Linked DNA regions of Homo sapiens: region 1 is linked to region 2. A link is a contact called in ENCODE Hi-C or POLR2A ChIA-PET data. All regions are on one chromosome and are shown on one strand. The core of a region is the stretch at or near the end of the contact, and the rest is flanking DNA. Distances in the headings are between cores, read along the strand shown. Region 1 has its middle 19 kb from the start of RHEB. Region 2 overlaps RHEB (Ras homolog, mTORC1 binding).

Region 1 (2,700 bases), core at 95-2,594, 65 kb after region 2:
CTGATCCTGATACTCTCTGGATTGATAAGTAGGTAACTGTCCCTGGAAAAATGGCAAGGTGGGGTAAACGTGTCTGAACGTATAAAACATTTCAGAAGAGGAACAACATCTCTTCAGAACCCTATCTTTTTTTTATTCTAAGGCAGGGTCTTGCCCTGTCACCCAGGCTGGAGTGCAGTGGTGTAATCATGGCTCACTGCAGCCTCGACCTCCCAGACTCAAGCAATCCTCCTGCCTCAGCACCTGCCCCCCATCAGCTGAGACTACAGGCACACACCATCATGCCCTGCTAATTTTAAAATATTTTGTAGAAACGTGGTTTCGCTGTGTTGCCCAGACTGGTCTTGAACTCCTGGGCTCAAGCCATCCGCCCAGCTTGGCCTCCCAAAGTGTTGGCCAAGGCGTGAGCCACCGCACCCAGCCAGAACCCTATCTTTTTATAAAAGGTTTTTGCACATTTGATGACTAATTGCCAATCTTGCTGTTTGCCTAATTTGGAGGGGGATGGTATTCACCACAAGGACAAGATATACAATTGGCTCAGACTCTCAGACTTTAAGCAAGAGAGGTTTGTGCCTTAAATCATTAGGAGAAAAGAAAAGCTGACGGATATGCCAGTTTTATTCCAGAAATGGCATCTCACCAAGGAAGTGACTTCAGTTTAGAAACAGAGCCCCTGAGTTCGAATTCCTGCTCTGCCATTTAGAATCTACATAGCCTTGGACAAGACACTCCACTTTGCCATGCCTCAGGGCCACTCGGAGACAGAGGGCACTCACCCACAGGGAGGGGTGTTCTGCCTGCGGTCTTTCCCCCTCCCTTGCCTGGTCTCCGTCTCTTCTGGGACTGGATTTAGTGTTTGATTCTGTCCTCTGTGTGACATACAGTATGTGATATGACACTGAATATGACGTTTCCTTTCAACTTGTCTTCAAATTATTCTATGATATTTACCTTCCCCTGAATTCTTTCATAACAGTAGTTCCTTTCTTGTTACTTGTTCTTTAATGTGGCTTTTGTTCAAGTTTTTATTTCCCAGCAAAGACCAACTTTCCTTTGATTTTGATGGAGGAAAGATTAGCTACATAAATCATTTGAAATTAAAGCAAACCAAACACAACACAAACATGAAAGGAATATCAAATGCTTCCCTGAATTAAAAGGGTTCCAATCCCAGCACCTCTGAAGATGGGCAGCGTCTTTACTACTTGACCTTAAAGAGGTAACCCAGAAGAAAAAAGAACTTGAGTTGTTAAGAGAAGAGAGAACAGCCAGCTGGAGAGGAACCAATGAAAAGCATTAGAGGCAGCTCTTGGCTGGAGGAAGAAAGCAGTCTGCCTTCAGCGTCTCGTACAAAAGTCTCCTGGTGCACTGTGCAGAGCCAGGCTTGGTTTAAAGTCTCTATTGTTAGCAGATGTCAGCACGACCAGGGTCAGGGTCAAACAGGGAACTCACAAAATGAGTTGAATATTTTAAAAAAAAAGAAAAAGTGATGTGCCTAGATAAACTACAAGAAAAAAAGCCATCTTTAATTGATGTATAAGAAATTTTAGCTGTTAATTTCCATGAGGATTACAAATGTTAAGATTAATGCAAGCATAAAATTAGCCAACTGTCTATAGCTCAAGAAAATTTGCCATTCAATATGCCATATATTAAACAGTAAAAATATTCAAACAGGACACTTTTGAAAATAAGCTTCATGCCCTGGTGGAAGAATGGATTATCTCAGAGAACTGAGCTCAGCAATAAATACATTCTTAAATGAAATATCCAATCCTTATTTGGGAGTGTAGCTTTATCTTAGTGTTTGCTGAGATACAGGAGTTCATTAGTAACTTGCCAGCTATGTAAGATACAGATAGACCACTAAATGAGCACACTGTGTCTGTATTGATAGTTTTATTTCCAGTGGAACTGAGATCAAGCACCGTGCTTGCTGGTTAGTTATACAGCTTTTTTTCTGGGGAAATTTTAGAAAGCTTTTTGTGCCCTAAGGGTCCCTCTGGGGTTTTCCTGCTGCACAGATTGTCATGTTCTGTGCAATGTGACTCTGAGATCCTGGTCCACAGCTGATTGGGTCAGAGAGGGGCACCTGACCCTAGTGCAGCCAGTTTCTAAGCTGGCCTGTGGCCGACTCAGAGCTCTGCTCAAAAGAGCCATCTATTCTGTGTGGTGATTGGCTTGCTCAGCCAGAGGATATTTGAATATAAGATGCAAGAGTCTGCAGTCAGAAGCAGGGTGGAGGCTGAAGGACACCCAGGGAGACTAGAGCCACGAGGCAGCAGAAGCCACGAAGCAGACAGAGCAACCATGGATGCGGGGATCACGGAGGAGTGGAGTGATGGGGAGCGACCACCGCCCACTGCTGTTCTTGGGGTGATGGCAGAAAGAGCAGGAGAGCAGGGCTGTATCCCCAACAGGGTTCCTGTTCTAAGCACGTTTGTGTGCAGGAGGCTGGCTGTGCAGCTGCCTGACCGTTCTCTGTTTCTTTTCAGTACAACCCTGTCACTAAGGTAACCAGACTATAGCTTTTTCTAGGGAGCCAGGATACCAAGCAAAGCCTTTGCTTATCAAACTGACTGGTTCTCACTAGGGGCTCTCAGAATCTCTGAGTGAGTTCGGCCAAGTGCTGGTCTTTGCATGTCGGTATTAAGCCAGAATACACACAAAGGGAGAGGAGGGTAGGCCGGCTAGTAA
Region 2 (2,700 bases), core at 143-2,642:
CTTACTGTACTTTCCCCACCATATCCAACAATTTGCCATGGATAACTTTAATCACTTCAAAACTATAAAACAAAAAGTATAAATTAGACATCCATTTTAATGTTGAAGTTTTTAAATGTATGTTATGTTGCCAGCTGGAAAAATGTAAAATGTCACAGACTCACCATTTTAACATAACATAAAATGAACACAAAGAACTCCTGTTTTTTCCTAGCAATCCATTCACATGTGCATACATCTGACACTCAGCAACCCTGACTGAGGATATTCAAAGTGAAACAGGTAAGGCATTCAAACGGAAAGCCTACCACTGGGCTGAGAAACCACATAAATGCAAATTTTAATCACCCAACTCATTCAGCAAAGAACCAACTGTTTACATTACAACTTGAACAGCTTTTCCTAGAGTGCCCTAGTACATTCAGCCTGCTCCTGTGTTCTTTCCTAGGTACATACATTCTCTGGGTGATGCCAGTATCTCTTGGCTTTCAATCAGATCAATGAGCCGATGACTCTAGGATGGAGGTGGCTCTCACCGGGAAGGGGATCTGAGATGTCATAATGATCACTTGAAATCTGCCACAGCAGGATTATTTATACCACTGACTGCTGGCAAATGGCCACAAATCATTTTCCACCCTCCCCCAAAAAACCCATGCAAACATCTGCCAGCACATCACTGGCTCTACTTTCAAATCCTACCTAGAATCTGACGGCTTCTCACTCCCCTCCACTGCTGCCGCTGAGGTGTGAATTCCTGGCCCAAGTCTGCCTGCATCAGTTCCACAGCCCCAACCCTTCCCCGCCACCCCTGCTCAGCACAGCAACCAGAGGACTCTGCTGCAGCAGATGGACGGTGCCTGGTTCAACATCCTCTGATGGGTGGCCATCTTTACTCGGCCCCAGTGACTCTCAAGCCGCAAACTTCTGACCTCGTGATCCGCCTGCCTCGGCCTCCCAAAGTGCTGGGATTACAGGCGTGAGCCACCACACCCAGCCTCAAATGTCACTTCTTACACCTCTTCTGTTTACCCTAAATGACAAATTTCCTTTCCATTTCTTACCCCTTCCGTACTTTATTTTTCTTGGCAGCATGGTCACAGACATCCTATCTCGCATGTGTGTCGTTTTACTGTTTGTCTCCCACACCAGAAATAATAGGTCCGCAAGGGCAGGGATTTGTCTGCTTTGTTCATGATTGCATCACAAGCTTCAGAATAAGTTAGCTTGTTGAATGAATTACACACTGTGCTATTTTAAACGATGTGTGCTGTCATTTGATAAAAACAAAAATGAAATTTAACCCCCCTACAAGCTCGCTGTGGGTCAACAAATGGGATATGGGTGTCCTAAGGACCTGCGGTTGCATTACAGAACCACGGTTTCCTCCGCATGCTGTATTTGCCTATCTTTAAAAGTGTCGCCACTTGGGCAAAAATACAGTACCCTGTCACGTGAGAAACAGCTGAAAGAACTAGGACTGTGTGGCAGGCAGCTTGGAGCCGGCTCCCAGATCTCCTGCTCTCCTAGTGGCCACACTGTGTGTCATCTCCCTGCATGGACCTAGTGACGTGCGTCTAATGAACAGAATATGGCAAAGGTGATGGAATGTCCCTTTTGCGGTTAGGTTATAAAAGACAGTGGCTTGTCATGCAGGAAATTCCCTGGCTCTCTTGTGCACCTGCCCCAATGAAGTGAAGCACCTGGCAAGGAGCAGAGGGCAGCCTCAGGCCAGCGGCCAGCAAGGAACTAAGAAGCTCAGTCCAACAACTTGCAAGAAACTCAACCCTGTCAAGAGCCACGTGAACACGCTGGGAAACATCTTCCCCCAGGCAAGCCTTCAGATGGGACTGCAGCCCCTGCTGATACCCACACTGTGGCTCTGAGAGACTGAAGCAGAGGACACAGCTAGGCCACACCCAGATTCCTGACCCACAAAAACTGTGAGATCATAAATGTGTACTGTTCTAAGTGGCTAAATTTCTTGAGATCACTGATTTTCTGAATCAAACTGGTTGATTCGGAAAGTTTTACTGACGTATTTCTTGGATATTCATAAATATTTGTGTATTCAGCATACAGATTTCTAAAAAACAAAACACCACTCTTCTCATACTCCCTCATGTCTCAAATTTGAGAATGCTGATTAAACTACGAGCTACTAGAAAAAAAAGGCATTATTTAAAACAGCCCCATTTGTTCCCAAACCCACTTATGCCAGTTAAATTCATCATAGTCATAATTTATGTTGCAAACTTTTGAAGTATGTGTAGACAGAGTTTTGTTTGTCTGAAAACTAGAAGTTGAATACTGTGAGTTGATCTACTAAAAACGGTGCTCCTTAATAAGGTGTGCCAAACCAACTGAAAAAGACTGGTGGGGAAAATCACAGCAATCTAAATAGTTGAGGTGTAGACTGTTTCCCAAGCATCTCACTCGGAAGAAACCGAACCAGAAGTCATAATGGACAAATCGTGGATGTAGTCATACTGAACAGCAGTGGGTGAACTCATATTCAAAGATGACAATTTGAAAATTTCACAAGATGAGTGACTGAATGTATATTTATGCTTTAAAACAAAACACTGGAGATTGACATCACCTTTCCGATTTTTTTTCCCTTTAACCAGTGTTGTTTTTTTGTTTTTTTTTTGAGACACAGCCTTGCTTTGTCGCTCAGGCTGAAGTGCAATGGCATGA

Evidence for each region. A loop is a pair of places that touch in the nucleus more often than their neighbours do. ChIA-PET counts read pairs that join two places held with the same protein, here RNA polymerase II (POLR2A). Pooled maps may share reads with other maps.
Region 1: a pooled map shows a loop between it and region 2 (2.4-fold over the local background). The contact joins two enhancer-like sites. A Hi-C loop is called at or near these places in 5 of 168 maps with a recorded cell type or tissue (B cell, PC-9, gastrocnemius medialis and 2 more), 5 of 37 single-sample maps with no recorded cell type and 6 of 50 pooled maps. POLR2A ChIA-PET finds 5 or more read pairs at or near these places in 12 of 52 experiments (A549, Caco-2, GM12878 and 8 more).

The regions. Positions count from the first base shown.
Region 1 is chr7:151,537,072-151,539,771 of GRCh38, forward strand. No RefSeq gene overlaps it. Among named protein-coding and RNA genes, the nearest start is that of RHEB, 19 kb to the left of the region's middle. RefSeq lists an enhancer at 1,865-2,004 and a silencer at 2,038-2,238. Within about 2 kb of position 1,345, at least 7 of the 41 ENCODE cell types and tissues checked have a DNase peak (open chromatin) inside an H3K27ac peak, as active enhancers do.
Region 2 is chr7:151,471,544-151,474,243 of GRCh38, forward strand. It overlaps RHEB (Ras homolog, mTORC1 binding), which reads right to left. Exons shown (of 8, transcript NM_005614.4): 5 at 6-62. Among named protein-coding and RNA genes, the nearest start is that of CRYGN, 33 kb to the left of the region's middle. RefSeq lists a silencer at 253-302 and an enhancer at 1,523-1,782. Within about 2 kb of position 1,393, at least 5 of the 41 ENCODE cell types and tissues checked have a DNase peak (open chromatin) inside an H3K27ac peak, as active enhancers do.